Linked DNA regions of Homo sapiens: all the other regions are linked to region 3. Evidence: chromatin loops called from intact Hi-C (ENCODE). Cell type or tissue: B cell. All regions are shown on one strand. Each heading gives the region's core, and the rest is flanking DNA. Links, peaks and the distances in the headings are about the cores only.

Evidence for each region. A loop is a pair of places that touch in the nucleus more often than their neighbours do. Peaks named below come from ENCODE experiments on the same cell type or tissue, not always from the same donor. Only the 100,000 strongest peaks of a DNase experiment are listed, where the experiment ranks them.
Region 1: it touches region 3 in a loop (7-fold over the local background); 11 of 110 quality-filtered maps call a loop at or near these places.
Region 2: it touches region 3 in a loop (23-fold over the local background); 99 of 110 quality-filtered maps call a loop at or near these places.

The regions. Positions count from the first base shown.
Region 1 is chr9:111,921,475-111,929,928 of GRCh38, reverse strand. UGCG (UDP-glucose ceramide glucosyltransferase) reads right to left here. Exons shown (of 9, transcript NM_003358.3): 3 at 6,978-7,080; 4 at 5,051-5,152; 5 at 3,433-3,545; 6 at 251-429. Among named protein-coding and RNA genes, the nearest start is that of MIR4668, 6.4 kb to the left of the region's middle. RefSeq lists a silencer at 3,132-3,291. In B cell, for the core only: no CTCF peak of the experiment used is centred there; a DNase peak (open chromatin) is centred at 3,188; H3K27ac peaks cover 2,784 bases.
Region 2 is chr9:111,757,182-111,765,181 of GRCh38, reverse strand. SHOC1 (shortage in chiasmata 1) reads left to right here. Exons shown (of 28, transcript NM_001378211.1): 6 at 6,334-6,487; 7 at 6,987-7,098. Among named protein-coding and RNA genes, the nearest start is that of SHOC1, 34 kb to the left of the region's middle. In B cell, for the core only: CTCF peaks have their summits at 4,746 and 4,954 (motif pointing left); a DNase peak (open chromatin) is centred at 4,921.
Region 3 is chr9:112,070,515-112,078,968 of GRCh38, reverse strand. It overlaps SUSD1 (sushi domain containing 1), which reads left to right. Exons shown (of 17, transcript NM_022486.5): 12 at 245-431. Among named protein-coding and RNA genes, the nearest start is that of LINC02977, 34 kb to the right of the region's middle. RefSeq lists enhancers at 1,779-1,878, 5,084-5,253. In B cell, for the core only: CTCF peaks have their summits at 3,847 and 4,046 (motif pointing right); DNase peaks (open chromatin) are centred at 348 and 4,038; H3K4me3 peaks cover 794 bases; H3K27ac peaks cover 562 bases.

The DNA.
Region 1 (8,454 bases), core at 163-8,162, 150 kb after region 3:
GAGAATCACCTGAACCCGGGAGGCAGAGGCTACAGTGAGCCAAGATCGCGCCACTGCACTCCAGCCTAGGTGACAGAGCAAGACTCTGTCTCAAAAACAAACAAAATAATAAAATTATTGACCTATTCTGTACTTACTAGCAAAAAAAATAAAATTAAATTAAAAAGCCCTAATCTATAGGTTGAACAAAAAGAATAAACCAACAGAAGTTAGGTAATAAAAATACTATGGCTTCATTTAGTTGTCTTACCGGTCAGCTATCGCTTTGGCCATAAAGTAATCTTCGGCAATGTACTGAGCAAAAGCTATAAGTCCTCCTGCTTGATCCAACACATCTTTTCTCATTAAACAAGACATTCCTGTCACACATTTGAAACCAGTTACATTGGCAGAGATATAGTATCTTGGATGTGAAGTTCCAAAATATACCTGCCCAAAAAACCACAAACGTGTATGATTAGAATTTCATGTTAAAAGCATGGTGTTCACGAACTGTTTTTCCCAATGGTTTTTTTATAAGTATGATTGAGTGAATATCTTATTATTCTTACGTAGACTACCTGAATAAAAAGTGGTAGACAATATTGCTTTCATAGAGCAAGCACAGTTAGTAAGCTAAAAATGCATCCAAATAAAACTTAATTTAGATACAAAATAAGGTAAAAATATCACTCATTGATATATAAAATATTAACAAATATTCAATGTATCTTGTTTTTAGGGTGTTCATGTAAATATACACACACATCTACTTTACTGGGATCAATATACATATTTGTATGTTACGTATATGTGTGTATATATACATGCATGCATACACACACCACCCATAGGTATATCAACCTTCGGGACAATCCTATTTTTTTGGGGGGTGGGGGGTGGGGAGGGGACACAATCCTATTTCTTAATTCCTTTTCTTGCATCCTTTTGTAGCTAGCTGCTCCCTCTCCCTTAGTCACTAAGATTCTTCCCAATTTCTCCATTTTTTTCAATGTATTTTTCATAACGGGGATACTAAAATTCTCTCATCCGCTACTGCCATTTCTCTGCATATACTCTGAAGTCATAAGATATATACGCTGATAAATCAATGGTAGAAAAGGACTGTTATTACCCTACTTAGTAGACATAAAATCCTATTTATTATTTACACCTCAGATATGTTGCCTTTTCTAATTAGCCTGAAATAAAGAGTAGTCATCTTTCTTAGGAGTTACACACACAGTGCAGAGCAAGAGAATTCTAAGGGGCAATTATGATTATGATTCTTGCTACCTACCCTGAACCCAGACTCCAGTGAAGCCCTAGTGTTTGTGGGACTGAACTGAACCTGACTTCTAAGAACAGAGGCACATATCTTAATTCCTTAGTAGTTATTGAGGTCTTAGGAATGAGATGTTAGTCACTGAGCTGAATGTGCTCTTTACAGTTGAGAATGATTAATTCTAAGTATGGCAGAGTGACTTCCAGAGATTAAACCTACACTAAGGCAATGGGTGTATTCTGGGAGATGTTTATTGACATACACATCACAGAGATGTTATTGACATCTGTATCAATTTGGATATTTCTAAGACAAAAATACAATTTGGTATACTAGAACACATTGTATTTTATTTTAAAGTGGCTACTCAGTTTCTTTTTCTAAACAAAAATTCTGGTATTTAAGACTAACAATTTCTTGCAGTAGGACAAATATATTTACAGCCAATATTAAGAAAGAGCTCATGGTTCAAACTGCCAAAGGCCAGATGCAAGTTCCCACAATGTACCTTTACCCCTTCAGATATGTGGCAATCATAAGACTGCAATTCAAAAGAATATAAATGCAGATATGCTTAAGAGCAAGTTGACATATTTAAAGACTGAAATCACATATCTGTCCTTATAACATTACAACAAATTTTTCCTCCCAAATGTTTAACAGTACAGGAATGATTAACTCAAGCATAGGACACACATACGATGGCCTATGATACAGCCAATAAAAATTACTTTTATGAAAAGCTATTAATGATATGGGAAAAGCTTACAAAGTCACAAAAATAAGATACAGATTATTTTTAGAATACTATCTCAACAATGTTTTCTAAAGGGCCCAGAAGGGGGTGGTGGGGGAAATAAAGACTCCAAAGTGTCCAAATGATACAATGTTTATTTTTAAAACCAGAAACTTCCTGCCGGGCGTGGTGGCTCACGCCTGTAATCCCAGCACTTTGGGAGGCAGAGGAGGGTGGATCACGAGGTCAGGAGATCGAGACCATCCTGGCTAACACGGTGAAAACCTGTCTCTATCAAAAATACAAAAAATTAGCCAGGCATGGTGGCGGGCACCTGTAGTCCCAGCTACTCAGGAGGCTGAGGCAGGAGAATGGCGTGAACCCGGGAGGCGGAGCTTGCAGTGAGCCGAGATCGCGCCACTGCACTCCAGCCTGGGCGACAGAGCGAGACTCCATCTAAAAAAAAAACAAAACAAAAAAAACAAAAAAACCCCATAAACTTCCTGTAATTGTTAGGGTTCTAGGTTGTTGGTTTTTGTTTTTTTGCATCTTATACTTTTCCATTATTTATAGTTTCCTATGGATGTTACTATTTCTAAGTTGGAGAAAAAATAAAATGAAAACATAAGTTTCTCAGGTAATTATTAGAAATATGTTTTAAAAGGACATCAAATAGGTTTTATAAGGACTTGTATGAATACATTTTCTTTTGTGTATATTTGAAATACTTTGTGGTATTTTAAAAAGGTTCTTTTGAGGGCTGGGCGCAGTGGCTCATGCCCGTAATCCCAGCACTTTGGGAGGCTGAGGCAGGCAGATCACTTGAGGTCAGGAGTTTGAGGCCGGCCTGGCCAACACGGTGAAACCCCATTTCTACTAAAAATACAAAAGTTAGCCAGGTGTGGTAGCACACCTGAAATCCCAGCTACTTGGGAGGCTGAGGCAGAAGAATCGTTTGAACCTGGGAAGTGGAGGTTGCAGTGAGCCGAGATCGTGCCACTGCACTCCAGCCTGGGCAACAGAGCAAGGCTCTGTCGCAAAAAAAAAAAAAAAAAAAAAAAAAAAAAGGCTGGGGGGAGGGGGCCAGCGGTTCTTTTCAGATCGAATGTTTGAAAGAACAATATAAAGAACTGAACTCTAGAACAGGAAGTGAATACTACAAGGCAAGAGGTTAGACTGTGTTCAGCTGGCAATAAGACCGCAGGCATTTCCTGCGCACAGCTGTTCACTGCCAGGGTACAGTCAGGGTCCCAAGAATTTCCTCACTAATGAAAACAGCTGCTCTCAACTCAGGGCTTCTAGAACACAGCAGGTTCCCAAATGGACTTAATACAGTTAACTTGAGATACCTAATTCCAGCTCCCATAGTCTCAAGCTTCTGGGAAATGAGGGGTCTGATACTATGAACATGATTTATAACCACCATACTCACCTGCTCTAAGGTGGCAGCAAAGCCCTGTCTGTCTGCTACGTAAGGCAGCCCGTGAACCAAGCCTACTTTTTCTGTCATTTGATTCACCATGTCAGTAAGCGTATCTGGAATTACTACAATTTAAAAAAAAGGCAGAGAGGGGGAGAAAAGAAAATTTGTTTTTAGTAGAATGCCCATTAATATAAAATATATTTTGTGAATTGTTATTACATTCTTAATAAAATACATTATTTTAAACATATGGATCTAATAAAATGAATCTCAACCACCTTTCTGAGGAGAATACAAAATTTCAAAAGGGCCTAATTCTCGAAAGCTAATTTATACATTTTTTAGCCCAGTATATACCTACTATGTACCAGAGGCAGAATATACTTTGAAAAAGTTACCCCCTGTTGGAACTTCTAATTTGGAATAAGGACAATCTGTCCTAGTGGAAAAGGCTCAGGAGCAGAGGCTAAAGGACCTCAGTTCTCGTGCTGGCTTCTCTACTCTCCAACCATAGGAAATGAGACTATTTTCTCTGTGAGTATCAGATTTCCACACAGGAATGGAACGTGATTATATTGAACAGAGATCTGTACACTGAAAAACATATGATAGTAAATAATTTAAGATAGCAAATATGAAGAATGAACATCATCTCTGACCAGCTGATAGATCTGTAATGGTCTTGATTAACTCATAGGAGTGCAACATTTATGTTCATTTTCTAATTTGCATTTTAAGCTAATAAAAAATTTAAATTATTGCCCAATCTTTAGCAAACATCTCATATCATTTTTACATGACCTTATTTTTCATTTCCTCCAAGTCTTTAAGAACTAAATCTACCGTATAAAGAAAAGTTGTATTTGGACCTTAAATACTCATTCTAGGTCAGTGCTTCTCAACTGGGGGCAATTCTGCCCCACAGGGGACATCCGGCAACATCTGAAGATATTTTTGCTTTTACTACTGAGAAGGGGGTACTACTGGCATCTCATGGTAGAGACCAGGCATGCTGCTAAACATCCTACAAGACAGCTCCCACAACAAAGCCTAAAATGTGAACAGTATTGGGGTTGAGAAGCTTAAGGCAATTAGAATATAAGAAAATATTATAGAACACTGAAACTATTATGAGTGTTCGAAAATGCAAGTTATAATTTCAGTATATGAAAGGCTTCTTGCTAAAATCATTTAAGTAAAAAGTCATGTGTATAGTCCGATAAGTGTATGTGTTTTAGTAAAATATGCACCTATTAATTTCTGTCCCTTTGTGAGACGGTGTATTACGCAAGCCGAAACACATTAAAGATAAGTGTCAGGCAAACAAGGGAAAAGTTACACCCATGGGAAAGCTTGCAGATTATATAATGAACCACAACCATTTTTAATTTAATGGTTGAAATTTTCTCTTCAAAATGAAAACATTTTAATACATGTAACATTCTAGTTTAGGATTAAAAAAATCAAAATCTTAGTAAGCATAACTGGACATATTACCATGAAATGATGATGAAATAAATTACTCTTTTAGGCAAATAAAAAGAACTCATGAATGTATCTGAGATTGCTTTTAGCATTTTATCTTCAAATTAATAGTTTTATAAAATAAATAAGAAAAAAACCTCACCTCTTATTCCACTATCACAAATCCATATAAGATCATACTTTGCAACTTCATATCCTGGCATTAAATTATTAATTTTAGGATTAATGCCAACTTTTTTGCCACCTAAAAATGTAAAGGTACAGTAGTAAAAGATTTATGCAACATTAAAAATATTTTATAGTATAAAGATACATGATAGAAATGAGAATACTTGCATATTTAATAATTAAACATACTTTCATATTATTTAACATTCTCTATTATTCATAATAATATATTTAGGAAAAAACTGTCCATTCTCAAAAGGAAAACTGTATCATTTATCTTTGAAAATTCACTGTTTCACTTTTTCTAATTCTTAAGTCCTTGCCTTAGTAGTTAAGTATGAGTCAATATTTAATGGCAATTGTACAACATGGCAACTATAGGTAACAACAATGTATGGTATACTTGAAAATGACTAAGAGTAGATTTCTCACCACAAATAAAGTATAAGTACATGAGAAAGTATATAACAACATGTTGTTTACTTGAAAACTGCTAAGAGAGATTTCCCACCATGAATAAATATGTGTGGTAATGCATATGTTAATTAACTTAATTTAGCTATTCCACAATGTGTACATATATATATATTTCAAAACATCGTGCTGTACACCAAAAATATATACAAATTTTATTTGTCAATTTAAAAAATAATCCTAAGGGAAAAAGCTACAGGCGTTATTTTGAAGCTATAATTAAAACAGTATAAATTCATAAATACAGTAAGATTATATTTAATAAAGGTTTATTAAATGTAAACACACATGGCCAGGCACCATGGGCTCACGCCTGTAATCCCAGCACTTTGGGAGGTCGAGGGGGGTGGATCACCTGAGGTCAGGACTTCGAGACCAGTATGACATGGCGAAACCCCATCTCTATTAAAAATACAAAAAAATTAGCTGAGCGTGGTGGTGCCTGACTGTAATCCCAGCTACTGGGGAGGCTATAATCCCAGCACTTTGGGAGGCCGAGGCAGGTGGATCACCTGAGGTCAGCAGTTCGAGACCAGCCTGACGTGGTGAAACCCTGTCTCTGCTAAAAATACAAAAAAATTAGCTGGGCGTGGTGATGCACGCCTGTGATCCCAGCTGCTCAGGAGGCTGAAGCAGGAGAATTGCTTGAACCCAGGTGGAAGGGGTTGCACTGAGCTGAAATTGTGCCATTGCACTCCAGCCCGGGTGATAAGAGCAAAAAATTCGTATCAAAGAAAAAAAAAACCAAAAAAACCCCATAAATATATGACAGTAAATAATTTAAGATAGCACATGTGAAGAATGAGCATCTCTGACCATGAGCTGATAGATTTGTAATGGTCCTGATTAATTCGTAGGCATGCTACACTTATATTAATTTTCAAATTTGCATTTTAAGCTAATAAAAAATTTAAATCATTGCCCGATCTTCAAATAGCAAAGATCTGATATCATTTTATACGACTTACTGGTTTTTTAGAGAGACCACATCAGCTCTATGTTAAAAAAAAAAAAACACTAATGGCAAACACACCTCTACAAGTCTTTCAAATAAGCCTGTAGGCTTTTGGAAAAATACCCTTCTTGTAATGTAATAAAAGTGAATTCTATCATTCACTCCAATTATAGTCAGTAAGATACAGAAAAGGCCACACATTTAAAATATTGAAGAAACAAAAAATAACAGACCCTCATGTCTGATTAATGGGAAAAATATTATTTTGTGTGTGATTTTGTTCATCTCAGATATGAAAAAAAAAAACCTTTGTTTTTATAACTTTTCTCAAAAGGACGTAAACACCTCTCAGTACTCCAACAAACATGTTTAAAACAAACATGGCTAACACCTTAATCTTCAGTTCAATGCAGAGATTACTGATACTTAATACTATCAATGGAAAATGGTTACTACAGAATTTGTTACTTACCTATAAACAATCTAGCATCAACATTTGGATATTTTCCAAGAAGCTTCTTACATACATCAATGGCTGGATCATCATGATCTTGTACACAAAGGAGCACTTCATACTAGTCAAAAAGCATTGTATGTAAATTAAATTCTTTAAAAAAATAAGCACTTACTAGCATGTATTGATTGAACAAAAAGCACAGGAAAAAACAAGCAACTGTATTATGCAAAGTTTTAAAAGAGAGCATTCACAATGGATGCAAACACTTATGATAACAAGTGTTGCTTTAATGGAGTGAAGCTTCTAATTAGGAGCCTATCTGCAAGCAGAATAAATAAGGAAGAGACTGGCAGTGCCCACAACTGCAGTCTTGCCATTCCCAGATAGGAATCTCCTAGTTAATCTCCATTAACTGGATCTCAAGCTTGTCCATGGCCATCACTACTGAAGATTTACTAACTGCTCACAGGGTGCCTAGCAGAGTAAAAAGTGACATCAAAAGGAAGCAAAATAAACACAACCTCTCTCTAGAAGCTTTGTCTCTATACTTAATATTATTTCATGAAGGTGCAACAAATTTCATATAAAATCCCATTATAATAAATTTAAAGGGCCCTTCCAAATTCATCACATGAAAAGGACAAAGTAAGATTACCCTTTTTTGTTTCATAACTTTTTGAAACAAAACAGAATTTGATTTGAATGGACATTTACGATCTTGAAATGCATGCTTAGCCTTGTAACTATGAAAATACCTACAACTTTATTTTGCCCAGTGCTATGTTTAGATTTTTAACAGTAAATTAAGAAAGGCATTTCTTAACACTTGCCCAGCTGTGACAAAATTACCCTGGGGCTGGGCACGGTGGCTCATGCCTGTAATCCCAGCACTTTGGGAGGTCAAGGTGGGAAGACTGCTAGAGCCTAGGTGCTCGAGAGGAGCCTGGGCAAAAAGGCGAGGCCCTGTCTCTACAAAAAATTTTTAAAATTAGCTGGGCATGGTGAGGCATGCCTGTGGTCCCAGCTACTTGGGAGGCTGAGGTGGGAGGATTGCTTGAGCCCAGGAGGTTGAGGCTGCAGTGAGCCGAAGACTGCGCCACTACATTTCAGCCTGGGAAACAGAGTGAGACCCTGCCTCAAAAAAAAAAAAAAAAAAAAAAAAAATCACCCTGGGGCATTTATTTTAAAAAGAGAATTGGACCCTATTTTAGACTTTTGAGTCAGAATCTCTGGGGTGATCTGACATGCAGCCAGATTTATAAAATCCTGAACTGAACCCCTAAATTTCCATTAACAACCCAACTTTTTTTTTTTTTTTGAGACAGAGTCTCACTGTCACCCAGGTTGGAGTGCAGTGGCATGATCTCAGCTCACTGCAACCTCCGCCTCCCAGGTTCAATCGATTCGCCTGCCTCAGCCTCCCAAACAGGAGTAGCTGGGACTACAGATGCCCGCCACCATGTCTGGCTAATTTTTGTATTTTTAGTAGAGA
Region 2 (8,000 bases), core at 1-8,000, 310 kb after region 3:
CCATCAATTAAAATGGTTGTATAACACTTTTTTTTTTTTTTGAGACGGAGTCTTGCTCTGTTGCCCAGGCTGGAGTGCAGTGGCGTGATCTCGGCTCACAGCAACCTCTGCCTCCCGGGTTCAAGTGATTCTCCCGCCTCAGCCTCCCAGGTAGCTAGGATTATAGGCATGCGCCACCATGTCCAGCTAATTTTTATATTTTTAGTAGAGATAGAGTTTCGCCATTTTGGCCTGGCTGGTCTCGAACTCCTGACCTTAGGTGATCTGCCCATCTTGGCCTCCCAAAGTGCTGGGATTACAGGCGTGAGCCACCGTGCATGGCCAACACTTTTCTTAAAAGCAGTAATTTCCTGACTTCATCAACCACCCCTTATTTTTTCACTCTCTAGAGGCAACCACTTTTAACTCTTTGAAACAGTTTTAAAAGAAACTATATTCCTTTTGTCATTTGTTTATCTGCATGACATGCTTATACTGCTATTTCCTGATGTTTTTAGTTTTAGACCTTATATATTGACCTCTCACCATGAAAATAAAGATGTTGCTGTCCTCAATCTTTTATACCCTCACTACCACGTTCCCCCCATACTTCCTATGGTCTACTCTCCCAATGTAGTTATAACTTTGGTTAGATCAGTATTCTGTATTTACAGAATTATGAATGCATAAATACTATTTGTAGCTGAAAATAGTATTGTGTTATTCAATAATTTCTTTATTGTACAATAGTCCCCCCTTATCCACAGTGGATACATTGCAAAATACCAGTGGATGCATGAAATCACTGATAGTACCAAACCCTATACAGTATATACAATGTTTTGTCTTATACATACATACCAATGATAAATTTTAATTTGTAAATTAAGCACAGTAAGAGATTAACAGCAATAAATAGCTAACAATAAAATTGGAGAATTAAGTAAAACAAAGGTTATTTGAACACAAGAACTGCAATACAGGGACAATCGTTCTGATAACTGAGACAGCTACTAAGTGACAAATGAATAGGTGGCATATCAGTGTGGAAACAGTGGACAAAAGGATCATTCACATTTTGGTGGGACTGAACAGGATGGCACTAGGTTTCATCATGCCACTCACAACACCGTGCAATTTAAGGCATAAATTGTCTATTTCTGGAATTTTCCATTCAATATAGTATTTTTGGACTGCAGTTGACTGTGGGTAACTGAAACCTCAGATAAGAGGAGATTACTGTACTCCGTGTTAATGCTTGTTTTCTGTTTTTTTGTTTTGTTTTGTTTTCTATGTATTTAGTACATAGAACTTGATCCTGAAACTCTCCCCTGTTTGTCTAAATCTCCTCTTAATACACTGAAGCATCAAGTGTACCAATAGTTTTATCTTTGGGGATTTTAGTTCTAGAACAAGTCGTTATCACCATCATCCCTGAGGATTCTGTTCACTTCTTTCTTGTATTGGGCCTCCTGTTTCTTCAACCTTGTAGCTGCCAGTTTAGTCAGTTTTTTCGTTCCTTTTAGTACAGTACTTCCACTCACAGCCTCCTGAGAATAGGAATGTAGGTAGTAAATTTTTTTTAATCTTCCATATCCAAAAAGTCTTAATTCTATCCTCACATTTAATTGATAGTTTGACTAGTTATAGATTCCAGATTATATTTTTTTCTCAGAATTTCAAAGGCATTGTTCCATTCGATTCTAGCTTCCAATATTGCTGTTGAGAAGTCCAATGCCATTCTGATTCCTAAATATTTTTTATAAGATCTTTTCATCCTGAAAATTTTAATGATATTTTTCTTCCAGTGTTATGAAATTTCACAATGGCGTGTGCTTTGTGGGTCTATTGTTATATATTAGGCTGGATACATGGTGTATCCTTCCATGTAGATACTTTTATGCACTTCAATTTTAAGATATTTTCTAGAATTATTTCTTTGATGATAATTTTCTCTTGTTCTCTCTCCTGAATCTCCTATTGTTCATTTATTGAGGTCTTTAATGTATTTCAAAAAAGTTTAAAATTTTTCTTCATAAAGATTTTATATATCATTTATTTTTTATATATTTTTTATTTTCTTCAGAAATAGGTTATGTATCCAAGATTTATCCATAAGTACTCTATTTTAGCTGCCATTACTATTTATATTTCTAATATAAGTTTGTTTATTGCTTGTATATAACAAAAGGCAGTTGATTTTTATAGTGTTATCATATTTATCTACCTCTTAAACTGTCATAGTAATTCCAATAACTAATTCTAGTATATATAATCATATTGTCTGTGAATGATGGCTGTTTCTTCCTTTGCAATATTTAATCTTTTTTTTTTGTCTGACTATACTGACTAAAACCGCTAGAACTTTGTTCGGTAGAAGCATGATGGTTGCTATCTTATTTCTGATGGTAAAGAAAATGCTTCTAACATTTCATGTGTATGTCATTTTCAATGGTGAAATATTAGAAGCATTTCCTTTAGTGGGTTGAGGAAGATTCCTTCTGTTCCTAGTTTGATAACAGCTTTTAATCATGAATGAGGATTGAATTTTATGTTTTTCTACATAGGTTAAGATATCTACATCTTAAATATATAGAATGTCCCTTTACTAAAAACTCATAATTCTATAATTCAAAGATAAATTGTTTTACTATTGTGATCATACTATATATACATGATATTATTTTTAAATATTAACATGATCTTGGGAATATTTTATTTTATGCTTGATTTTTCCACAAAAGCGTGTCTTTTTCTTTTTCTTTCTTTCTTTTTTTTTAAATTGAGACTCTGTTTCTCAGGCTGGAGTATAGTGGTGCAATCACAGCTCACTGCAGCCTTGAAACCCCCGGGCTCAAGTGATCCTCCTGTCTTAGCCTCCTAAGTAGCTGAGACCATAGCTGTGCCACCATGCCTGACTAATTTTTAATTTTTTTGTAGAGACAAGATGTCCCTATGTTGTCCAGGCTGGTCTCAAACTTCTAGGCTCAAGCAATCCTCCCACCTCAGCCTTCCAAAGTGCTGGGATTACAGGTGTGAGCCACCGTGCTAGACAAAAGCATGGCTTTTAATGACTGCAGTTTTTAATCTTATGTACATATCACACATTTCCAAATTTGAGACCACTAATGTTTTTAATTTCAAATATGTATATAAATATGTATTCTTATTTCCAATTATTTCCTTGGCATGAATTCCTAGAAATTGATCTATTTAGTATAAGTGCTTTTTTAGCTATATGTCCACTAGTATGGTATGAGAATGCCCTGTTTATGCCAGTATTATCATCATTGAATATATTACTGCTGATGTTGTGGTAATACATTTAAACCAATGTGATGGGCAAAAAAATTATATTTTTACTTACATCTTTAAAATTACTGGTGATCTCTGTTATTGACAAGCTGGGCATAAAAAAGTAAATTAATAGAATTACTGGTCTTTATTGGCCATCTGCATCTTTTTGTTTTGTGAAATGATTTTCTCTTTTGTTTATATTTTGACATATATTTTATCTTTATATGTAAAGGTATTAACTCCAAATATATTTAACTTGAACCTAACCAATTCTGCCAATTGTTTTCTTTTATGGTTTCTTTCATTCCTTTTATACTTAGAAAATTCTTTCTTAATTAGATAAATACTTGTTTGTATTTTCTTGAAGGTGCATGAGGTTTGTTTGTTTGTTTGTTTTTTGTTCTAAGATGGAGTCTTGCTCTGTGGCCCAGGCTGGAGTGCAGTGGTGTGATCTCAGCTAACTGCAACCTCCACCTCCCAGGTTCAAGTGATTCTCCTGCCTCAGCCTCCCGAGTAGCTGGGATTACAGGTCCCCACCACCAAGCCCGGCTAATTTTTGTATTTTTAGTAGAGAGGGGGTTTCGCCATGTAGGCCAGGCTGGTCTCGAACTTCTGACATCCAGTGATCTGCCCACTTCAGCCTCCCAAAGTGCTGGGATTACAGGCATGAGCCACCAGGCCCAGCTGAAGGTGCCTAGTTTTATTTTAGATTTTGATGTATGTTTAAAAGTAGGAATAAAAATCTTTTTCCAAGTGTTTTTGATAATTGCCCCAATATCATTTATGAAATAGTCCTTTCTTTCCCACTGATTAGAAATGCCACTCACATTATATATTAAATCCTTAACCACATTAGAATTCATTTCTGGATTTTCTATTATGATCTATTTTGCCTATTATTGTGTCAGTATCATATAATTTTAACTATTAAATGTATAATTATAATATATAAATAATCTCCTATTTTATTACTTTTTTCTACTCTCATAACTATATTCTTCCAGATTTACTTTGTAATCACTTTTCCAAGTTCTAAAACAGACCTCTTGAAATGGTAATGGGATCCTTTAAAATTTTACCATAGTTAGTCTTTCTAGCTAGGAAAGTGTTTTTTATCTTGCCTTTTTTTCAAATTTTTAAAAAAATGATCTTCAATAAAGTTCTATCATTTCCTGCATATACTTTCTGAATATTTTTATGTTTAGTCCTTGATAGTTCACAAATTGGTATTTTTATGTTTTTTCCATTAATTTTTATGACCAAGTTTTTATATATTAAAAAAAAACATTAATTGTATAATTTTTATCAGATAACTTAGTGAACTCTTTTGTTTTCATTTCATTATCTTGAATTTTCTAGGGAGACAAAAGTGTCCTTTGTAAAGAATAAACCTCTCTTCTTTCATATTAGTAGACCTTTTTCTGCTTCTTTTCATAGTTAACTAGCCAAAATTTTGTTTCCTGGTGACAATTTAATATTCCTCTACAATAGAAGAAAACAGTCTCCTTATATCTGTATAGTACATGTATTAGCTGTAGTAAAATAAGAACTCCAGGGCATGCTGTATAACTCAAAGAAAGTAAGGAAGTGGCACTCTTGCTATAAACAACCTTGGTAGAATTACAAAGAATATTAGTTGTGGTGTGATGCTGCCCTCAAGTGGTTTCATCAAAAAAGGGTGGATGGAAAACAAGACCATATAACTGACTTCAGATGTCAGCCATTTAGTTCCAGAAATATCCAGAATGAGGCTGTAGATAGGGAAGATGGCTGGAGGATCTGTTTAGAAGCAGAAGGTGGATATAGGATATAAATTAATGCTGTTTGGGTTTTTACTATTAATGTGATTTCATTAATACTTACAGAATGGATTATACCAGTAAACCATATTTAACTGTCTCAGATAAGCCCTCCTTAGACATGGAATTGATTGACTAACTTCCTTTGGTGTGTCATGGGAAGCTTTTGGCCATGAGATTGTCAGGAACTTAAGTTCAGATAAATCTCTTTTAGGAAGCTAGTTCATACCACAAGTTCTCTTAAGGCATATCAAGTTAGCACCAAGCAAAGGGATGTTCCCTTGCTGCCTGCATACCAATTATGTAGTTAACCGTGGGAGACATTACTACCTGAAAACTCCGTACTATTCTTTTCTTATGCCATTCAGCGTCACTTAACCGAAAAGTCAATACCCAGGATGAGAAACCATTGCTCTCCCTTCAGGATGGCTTTCTTTTTTGGGAACTTGGCTTTTTGAGTAGTTCTTCATCTGAGCTTATATTTTTCTTTTTCTCTTTCTACTCAAAAACTTATTGAAGAATTGGGGGCAAGTTTATGTTCCTTCCTGTGACTTAGAAACTGTTAAAGCTGTTAGACAGCTAGCCAAGATTCTAAAGAAACCCAGACAAGGCAGGGTGGAGACCGAGAGGAGAAATTTATTCCAGAAATTAACTGTTAGCAGTAGTGTTTCTTAATACATAAGCTATATCATACTCCTCAAGTAGATTCTTTGCTTAAAACTTTCACTGTAAATAATTTTATAGCAACCATGTGAATAACTTAAGAATAATAGAATCAGTCTCATTTGTAGGCACTGTAGACCATCTCCATTCCCTACATGTCAGAGACTCTGGGGGATGAATTGGAGATATTAAGAGGTAAAATGATGCAGAGAAGACCAAGGTCAGCAGAAGTCAAATACTTCTATTTCTTTAAAATTTTGCTTAGGCTACGCCTGGCTATTTTGAAGTGTAAGTCCATAAGATATTTTCCTCCATTGATTAATCTTTATTGATAAAGTATTAGCCGTTACAGCTCTTTTGGGATATTTGGCTATTCCTCGGTGTCCTAGATAATACTAAAATTTATTGTACTTTTGCCTTTGTTCCAGAACTATGCTACATGCTCTATATGCACAGTACAATGAAGAGCTACAGAGTTTAAAATGTGATTGAAAAACCCAGCTGTATCTAATGACTGATTACATTAACTATCTAGATCTCTTTGGATAACTTTTTGTTTTTTTCTTATTCCTTTATATTTCTTATTTCTTTTCAGATTTATTTATTGATGATAAAGGAATACTTTTTGTAAGTAGTAGAAAACACCTACCAACTTTGCCTACTCTCTTGAGTAGACTAAAACTGTTTTTGGTAAAGGATCCTCTTTTAGATTTCAAAGGACAGATCTTCACAGAAGCTAATTTTTCCAGGTACTTACTTAATTGACCAATGCTGTAAATATTTTTAAGAGGTGAAAATGTTTTAGTATGATCACAAGCTTAGATGTTATCAACAATGTTTTTTTTTGTTTTGTTTTGAGATGAGTCTTGCTCTGTCGCCCAGGCTGGAGTACAATGGCGCAATCTCGGCTCACTGCAACCTCCGCCTCCTGGGCACATGCGATTCTCCTGCCTCAGCCTTGCTGAGACTACAGGCGTGCGCCACTGTGCCCAGCTAATTTTTGTATTTTTAGTAGAGACATGGTTTCACCATGTTGGCCAGGCTGGTCTTGAACTCCTGACCTCAGGTGATCCACCCGCCTCGGCCTCCCAAAGTGCTGGGATTACAGGCGTGAGCCACTGCACCCGGCCAATAACTTTTATCATCGTTTTACCTCAACTTTAATTTTAATGATTATGTGTTTTGGTTGGCTACATTTAGTATGTAACTTGCTTTTAGTAAACACTAATTAATGTATTTTTTTTTAAGGGAATGTTTCTCTCTTCAAGAAACTTTGGAAGCTTTTGTGAAAGAAGATTTTTGTATGGATAAAGTGAACTTTTGTCAAGAGAAACTAGAAGATACAATATGTTTAAATGAGGTTGTAATACTGGCTTTCAATAATATTTTAGTAAAAGTAGTGAGGCACATTTTTGTAAAATTTGTGTAATATACATTGTCTACAATTGTCAAATTAAAAAGATTTTATAATGGAATGAACATGTATCAATTAAGAAGTCAAATTTACTTCTAAATAGTGGTTCTCAGCCTTGGCTGTATGTTGGAATTACCTGAATAGTTAAAAAAAAATGTTGAAGCCTGAGATATATTCTGATAAATTGGTCTGGTGTGCAGGCCAGTCATAGGGAACTTTAAAATCTCTTCCAATAATTGTAATCAATATACCTGGTATAGGAAATTAAGTAGTCATGTCTAGTTTAAAAATTGACACCTGAACTAGAAATATTGATTTGTGAGTTATACACAAAAAATAGTACTTGAGCTAATGAGAATATTGCAAGAGTAAGAATATAGAGGGTCCAAGACTGAATTTTAGTTTTCTGCCAGTGTTTAACAAGGATGATAGCATCTTTTGCATATTAAAGGCCAAACTTCTCAAAGATGCATTTAGTTTCAATAGCACACAAAATGGTCATAATATCAGTATGTAAAGAATTCTAGCTATTGCGATTGCAATAACTTTTTGCAGCTGGACAAGCTCAGAAATCTAGGCCCATATTGATTAGATGCGTTCACAAAGCTACTTTAAAAAAACATTTTTTGGCCGGGCGCGGTGGCTCACGCCTGTGATCCCAGCACTTTGGGAGGCCGAGGTGGGCAGATCACGAGGTCAGGAGATCGAGACCATCCTGGCTAACATGGTGAAACTCTGTCTCTACTAAAAATACAAAAAATTAGCCAGGCATAGTGGTGGGCGCCTGTAGTCCCAGCTACTCGGGAGGCTGAGGCAGGAGAATGGCGTGAACCCAGGAGGCGGAGCTT
Region 3 (8,454 bases), core at 165-8,164:
GGTGGCATGCATCTGTGGTCCCAGTTACTTGGGAGGCTGAGGAGGGAGGATCACTTGAGCCTGGGAGGTTGAGGCTGCAGTGAGCCGAGGTCATGCCACTGCACTCCAGCATGGGTGACAGAGTGAGGCCCCCATCTCAAAAAAAAAAAAAAAAAAAGAGAAAGAAAAAGGAAAAGGGGAGGTTTCAAGGCATCTAAAGCCTTTTAGGCCAACCATTCACCCAGTGAGCTTTTTTATGTTTCAGTTCCACATTTGGGGCCAGAGATGGTATCAGAAGGAATTTGCCCAGGAAATGACCTTTAATATCAGTAGCAGCAGCCGAGATCCCGAGGTGTGCTTGGACCTACGTCCGGGTACCAACTACAATGTCAGTCTCCGGGCTCTGTCTTCGGAACTTCCTGTGGTCATCTCCCTGACAACCCAGATAACAGGTAAATCTTGAATAACAGCATTTGGATTAACAAAGTTACCACAGAATTGTTCATAGGTCCTGATAAAGAGGAACACTGTTGCTTTTTATCATTATATAATGAACTTTAACAGGGAGAGGAGGAAGGACATGGAATTGGAGAGGTGCCTTAAGGCGCCTCTGTGACTGTTATGTTTCATTCTTTTTTCTTTTTTTGAGGCAGGGTCTTGCTCTGTCGCCCAGGCTGGAGTGCAGAGGCACGATCATGGCTCACTGCAGCCTTGACCTGGGCTTAAATGATCCTCCTGCCTCAGCCTCTTGAGTAGCTGGGATTATAGTTGTATAGGCCACCATGCCTGGCTAATTTCTGTATTTTTTGTAGAGACGGGGTTTCACTATGTTGCCTAGGCTGGTCTCGAACTCCTGGGCTCAAGCAATCCACCTGCCTCGGCCTCCCAAAGTGCTGGGATTACAGGTGTAAGCCACTGCGCCCAGCCTGTTATGTTTTATTTTTAAAAAGATACCTAATAACCACAGGGGAGGTCTGTGGGGAGGGGGAGGGGGAAGATACCTGAAACAAAATGTCAGCATTGATGAAATGTGGGTAGTGTGTCCATCCATGGTGTTGGTTGTATAGCTTCTGGATATTTAAAGCATTTAAAATACTTTATACTTAAACAAAAAATGCTTGTGGCTCTTTCTTTCTCAGGAATATTTAGTTGGCATCCTGTTGCAAGTACTTTAAGAGTAGATTACTAGCTAGGCACAGTGGCTCAAACCTGTAATCCCAGCACTTTGGGAAGCTGAGGAGGGTTGATCATGTGAGGATCATTTCGAGATCAGCCTGGCTGACGTGGTGAAACCCCACCTCTACTAAGAATACAAAAATTAGCTGGGTGTGGTGTCAGGTGCCTGTAATCCCAGCTACTCGGGAGGCTGAGGCAGGAGAATTGCTTGAACCCAGGAGGTGGAGGTTGTGTTGATCTGAGATCGCACTCCAGCCTAGGCAACAAGAGCAAAACTCCATCTCAAAAAAAAAAAAAAAAAAAAAAAAAAAAAAGTAGATTACTATCAGGGGACAATGATTGTAGTCCTCCGGCTATAGGGCCCCAGTAAATTCACTTTCCACTCATTTTCTCCTCCCTCTTCACATCTGTGACCCCCACTTCACACATGCTCTGAGCAAATACTAAGCATATTAGCTTCTTGATTCTTATTTCACTGAGAAATTAGAAGTAGTCAGGTGAGGACTTCCCACGCTCAGCCCTGCCGTTCCTCCTTGCATCCTGTTCTGCCTCCCTTCCTGTCCCTGCTCGTGTGTAAGGCTGCCATCCCCTCAACTTGTGCCTTAGATCCCATCCCTTCTTCCCTGATCAGCACTTCCCCTCAATACAGAATTATCCCCAGCATTGCCTAGCATGTTGCAACATCCTCCTTGTGAACGAAAAGAAAGAAAAAATGAGCAGACCTTCTTTGAGCCCATATTTGTCTTCAGCTACTTTGCCTTCTCTCTGCCCCTTTCTATAAAAACTCCTTGAAAGAAATGGCTGTTCTGTAGGCTCCACAGCCCTACCTCCTGTTCTCACTTTCACTCATCCCACGTGGGAAACATACGTCTTCATTGCTTTACTGAAAGGCTCTTCGTTTGATCTCCGTCTTGCCAAATCCAATGGCCAGTTTTGTTCTTATCTGATTTCTTCGATAGCGTTGACACTCCCTCCCTCTTGAAACCCCCTCTCCCTTAGTTTTGGTTCCTTCTGCCTTGCTGTCCCCTCTCAGTCTTCTTTGCTAGCTCCATCTACTTTTATGACCCCTCTTCAGCCTCCTTTTCTTCATTATCTACCCTTTCTGCTTAGGTGATCTCAACCAGTCTTATGGCTATAACTATTACCTATATGCAGAGGATTTCCAAAGATCAATTTCTAGTCCCAGCCTCTCCTTTGAGCACCAGACTCCTATATCCACCCAACTTCTACACATGTCCTATTGAACATCTAATACGCAAATCAAACGGAACTTGTGATTTCTCACCTCTGCCCTCGCCCCCAAATCGGTTTCCACCCAGGCTTCTCTGTTTCTATCTGTTACTTTCTGTCTGTTATTGGAATTTCTGTTCACCCAATTGTTCAGACCAAAAACAAGTCCTAATTGGTTCTATCCCATCCCCAAATTTCTAATCTGTCAACAAGCCCTGTTGGCTTGCTGTCTGAAATATATTCTGAATTCCACCACTTCTCCCCACCTGTGCCTTTTCCACAACTACCCTAATCCAAGACAGCCACCTCTTGCTTGGATTCCTGCTGTAGTTTTCAAACTGGTTTTCTCTTGCCTATATACCTCCCACCCTGGACCTTAGTCTTAGTCTTCACCATAACTTTCAAAAGATCACTCAGCACTCAGAGTGATCTTTTAAAAATGCATTTGGGAACATGTCAGCACCAGCTCAAAACTCTCCAGTGAGTTTCCATTAAAGTTAGAATGGAATCCAAGTTCCTCATCATAGGACATGTCATCTGGCCCCTGCCTACTTCTAATTCATCTCCCCCTGCTCTCCTCCTTTCCCATTAAGCATCAGCTGTCTCCCTGGCCTTCTTGCAGTTCCTTCAATGGGTCAAAGTTTTTCCAGCCTCCAGACTTTTCCATCTGCAGTTCACACTTCCTGGGACACTGTCAACATATGGCTTCTCCATAGTTGTTCAGGTGCCTGCTCAACTGCCATCACCAGCCTCCACGCTAGTACTCTGTATCTACTTACCCTGCTTCAATTTCTTCATAGAGCTTCATATTAATAAAAAATATTAATTATTAGTTTTTAGAGATAGGGTCTCACTCTGTCACCCAGGCTGGAGTGCAGTGGTGCAATCATAACTCACTGCAGCCTTGAGCCCCTGGGCTGTAGCAATCCTTCTGCCTCAGCCTGCTGAGTAGCTGGGACTATAGGCGCTCACCACCATGCCTGGCTAATTACAAAAGGGATTTTTTTGTTTTTATTTTTTGTAGAGATGAGGGTCTCCCTATGTTGCCTAGGCTGGTCTTGAACTTCTGGCCTCAAGTGATCCTCCCATCTCACCTCCCAAAGTGCTGAGATTATAGGCATGAGTCTCTGTGCCCAGCCTAGAGCTTGTTTTCTAAAAACTTATTTTTTTTTTATTTTCTTTCTCTCCCACTAAAATAGGAGCTTCCTGAAGACAGTGATTTTTGTCTGTATGTTTTACATTCAACCCTCAGTGGGTAAGAATGGTACTGATAGATAGCATAACAGCCCAAAATTTTAAAATAACAGCCAGTGGGTGGTATTGGTGTTGAGGAGATGTCTGGTTAGGCAATGAATTCTGGCTACCAGAAAGAATTCCCCACATTTTGGGCTGGAGAGACAAGTGGTGTTCAGTCTGGGCATTTCTTTCTGTGGTGACTTATTAAAATGAATAGCGACTCCATCTCCATTTCCTACTCTGTGGTCTTTCTCATATTTGGATGCTGTGCTTTTCTGGTTTGAAGGACCGTTGCATATTTTTTTGAGTAAAGGGGAGGGGGTTTCATCTTGATGAGACACTTACTCCTTGTTTGGTAGGCTGAATAGAGCTTTAGTGGCTCAAGTTCCCTCTCTCTGTGCTCATGGCCACCAGGGGACATTGTTGAGCTGTTTAATGTTCATTGAGATGCCTATTTTCCAACTCTACCCACTTTAAAGGACTCGTAATTTTAAAGAAGCATAAAAAAATCAAGTTGCTTTGATCTTATGAAAGAGTTAAAAAAAAAAAAAAACCAACCCCTTTCTTTTATAAAAGGAGGAAAAAAGAGAAGCTTATGTGTTGATGTGCAGAGATACTCGTGGTTTCCTAAGAAGTGTGTGGCCTTATTTCGGTAAAATCATGAACTTTTGAATTTTGGCAGATGTGTTAGGCTAAGGATTTGGGTCTGGACAATGTAGCTGCTCATTTCCCAGAAGGAAAGAGAGTGGAATTTCCCTTCTGAGTGTCTTACGTTAAATCTTACTGATGGGAACAGGATGAAAACAAGTGCTTTAAATACATCGCTGACCTCAGAGGACAGTGAAGGTTCTAGGAATGTTGAGGGACAGAGGCAAGTGTTTCGGTGAATGCAGGAAAGCAGGGGCTGGCGAGGGGGTGGGTGAGATGGAGCTGTGGCCTCACGGTGTTTCTGACTCTTGGCTGATAGGCTGCAGACGGCACATTGAACTGAATTCTTCAGGATAGCCCCACGGCACGCATCCCCTTTAGGACAGGGTGAGGAACAAACTTTCATCCTTGATGCAGGCCCCAAAGAGTCAGAAGAGCATCCACATGTTGAGTGTGCTATTTTCTTTTTCTTTTTTTTTGTTTTGAGACAGAATTTCGCTCTGTCACCCAGGCTGGAGTGCAGTGGCGTGATCTGAGCTCACTGCAACCTCCACCTCCTGAGTTCAAGTGATTCTTATGTCTCAGCCTCCCAAGTAGCTGGGATTACAGGTGTGTGCCACCACGCTTGGCTAATTTTATATGTTTAGTAGAGATGGGGTTTCACCATGTTGGCCAGGCTGATCTTGAACTCCTGGCCTTAAGTGATCCGCCCACTTCGGCCTCCCAAAGTGCTGGGATCACAGGTGTGAGCCACTGCACTGGCCTCCTTCCCTTCCTTTCCCTTTCCCTTTCTTTTTTTGAGACAGTCTTGCTCTGTTGCCCAGGCTTGCTCTGTTGCTTACGCAGTGGTGTGATCTCGACTCACTGCAACCTCTGCCTCCCAGGTTCAAGCGATTCTCATGCCCCGACCTCCCAAGTAGCGGGAATTACAGGCACACATCACCAGCCCCGTCTAATTTTAAAAATATATTTTTAGTAGAGATGAGGTTTTGCCATGTTGTCCAGGCTGGTCTCAAACTCCTGACCTCAAGTGATCTGCCTGCCCTTAGCCTCTCAAAGTGCTGGGATTACAGGCATGAGCCACTGTCCAGCTGAGTATGCTATTTTCTTGCTAAGTCTAAAAGCTTTGTAGGCAACATTTTCTTATATAGAGAGAGAAAGAGGAAACCAGAGAGAGGAGGATGGGGGTGGGTGGGGGCGGGGTGGGGAAGAGAGAGAAAGAGAGAGAGAGAGAGTGAGCGTGAGAAAGCCAATACATACGTAAATGTGGAGATAAACCAGACCACTTGTCTTACACAACATGGTGATCATTTGAGATGGAATGTTTATTATGGAACCAAGCATGCTGGAGGAGCAAAGGGAAGAAAAGATGAAAAGGAAATTATTTATTCCCATGTCTTCAGTACCAAGGCTGGCAACTTCTTCAAGAAATTTCCCATCTCTCATTGTATTCATAACAAGAAAAAGGAAAGTACTTTTTCAGACGGTTAGGAAAACAACAGAAAACACAGGAGTGTCCCAGGCATTTATCAGATTGTCACTTTATCAGAGAGGTCCAGCCAGGACTGCCCTGATCCTCCCTGCCCCTGCCTCTGACACCGCCCTCCACAATGGGATGTCCTCAGGGAAGACTGTGCAGGACTAGGTCTCTTGGTTTCTTTTACCGAGGCTTCTCTTTCATGGTTGGTTACCCACAAACCATCCAAGGATGCTGTACCCCTGTGTCCTCAGTGAGAAACCCATCTCCCCTGGCTGGTTCCAAGGTACCACACTTATCCCTGGGGGCCCCCCTGGCTCCAAGGGGGCTGAAGCTGTACCACAGGTCAGCAGAGGGACTGGCCTTCATGCCAGCTGTTTTCCTTTCCAAGTCTTCCGTGGACACAGGCTCTTTTGATATCTGGAGCCCTAACATTAGGTCACGCTAGGAGAGGCATGTTTGCCCTTCCATGCTTCCACAGTCCACGTATTTCTCTCATTCCCAGAAATCTCCCAACTGCTTTCTAGCTTCAAAACAAACCCCAAGCCCCCAAGTAAATGGCTGTGTGGGGATGGGTGTCTCCCAGACCCTCTTGCTACCAGCATCTGAATCTCAGCCAAAGTTAGCTTTTATAAAACGTGCATGAGAAGGTATTCTTAGATCAGAAGCCTGGAAACTAGGGTTTCTGTGTGTGTTGGGAGAGGGGGAGGGGCTTGCTGAGCTGTAACAATTTAATTTAGCAAATATTTATTTATTTACTTGTATTTGTTAAAAATGAGATGGGTTGGCCAGGCACGGTGGCTCATGCCTGTAATCCCATCCCAGCACTTTTGGAAGCTGAGGTGGGTGAGTTCGAGACCAGCCTGGCCAACATGGTGAAACCCAGTCTCTACTAAAAATACAAAAATTAGCTGGGTGTGGTGTGGGTGCTTGTAATCCCACCTACCTGGGAGGCTGAGGCAGGAGAATCTCCTGAACCCGGGAGGCAGAGTTGCAGTGAGCTGAGATTGTGCCACTGCAGTCCAGCCTAGACAACAGAGTGAGACTCCGTCTCAAAAAAAAAAACAAAAAAAAAAAAAAAAGAGAAAGAAAGAAATAAAAAAGAATAAAAATAAATAAATAATAAAAGGAGATGTCTTGAGAAGTCACTAGCAAATATTTTTCGATTGGTTATGTACAAAGACCTGTGCTGCCTACTGAGGATGTACATGTGAAAAGAAATTGGTTTCTTCTCCTTGGGAGGTGAAGTCTCATAACTTTATTGATGGAGAAGATATATCTAGCTGATGACTTGTAGTGGAAGACACTATTTTTTCTGTTGCCTTCAATTTTAATTTACCATGCCTTGGATGGGATGATATATCTGGAGAGGTGCCTGAGGATTAGAAAAGAACCATCATGCTGTGTTTATTTTTCTACCTACTTTTTATTATAGAAAATCCAGAAAAGTAGCATTGTACTGGGTTTTTGGGCGGTGGAGTTGTGTTTTAATTCAATTGTTTGTGTTTACTTGAAGTTTGCAGTACAAAGTTGGAGACGTTGCTTAGTTTTGATGCAGATAAAATTTTCTTCCATTTTTGGTTCTTTTTGTTCATTTTGATGGGTTTTACATAGAGACATTTTAACACATTTGTACTTATACTACCCTTTTTCTTTGGTTGATTTAATAGTTTACCTTCATTAGTGATATTAATATTTTGATAAATATTACAAATTCCTACTCCAAGGCTATTTACTCTTTTGTTTTCTTTTCAATTTTTTTTGAGACTGAGTTTCATTATGTTGCCCTGGCTGGAGTGCTGTGGCACAATCATAGCTTACTGCAGCCTCAAACTCCTGGGCTCAAGCAGTCCTCCTGCCTCAGCCTCCCAAGTAGCTGAGACTACAGGTGCATGTCACCACACCCTGCTAATTTTTTCTTTTTGTAAAGATGAGGTCTTACTATGTTGCCCAGGCTGGTCTCAAACTCCTGAGCCCAAGCAATCATTTTTGCCTAGGCCTCCCAAAAAGCCAGGATTATAGGTGGGAGCCACTGCACCTGACCTACTTTTTTGCACTTAAAATTTAGTTTCAGGCTGGGCACAGTGGCACATTCCTATAATTCCAGCGCTCTAGGAGGCTGAGGAGAGAGGACTGCTTGAGTCCAGGAGTTCAAAGCTGCAGTGAACTATGATCATGCCAGTGCACCCCAGCCTGGGCGACACAGTGAGACCACTTTTCTACAACAAACAAACAAACAAAACCAAAACAAAACCACTTAGGTTCATTTGGAATTTATTTTGATGTCTGATATGAGGCTAAATTTACATTGTAATTTTTCTCCCCAGCTGTAAGCCAGTTCCCTATCACCTTTGGAACTACTGACCATCCATGCCACCTGGTGCATTTCTTTGGGTCTCTTTCCAGACTGTCTAGCTTTTTTTCACTGTTTGTCTGTCCTGTGCGTGTACTTTACTATTTCAATTGCTGTAATTTTATGATACATTTAATATTTTTTTTTGCAGAGCAAATTCTCCTTCATTACTTTTCCCCACATTTCCCTCCATGTGAGGATTTCTTTTGCCATTTGCTTCTAGCAGAGGAGGGATATTCCTGACATCCGAGGATGGTAATGAAGGTCTCTGTTCTGGTTCCTCTCCCATCTCACACACCCAAGGTGAAAGAGCTATATTTTCCAGCACAGGCAGGACCCATTTCTTGCCTTGGGT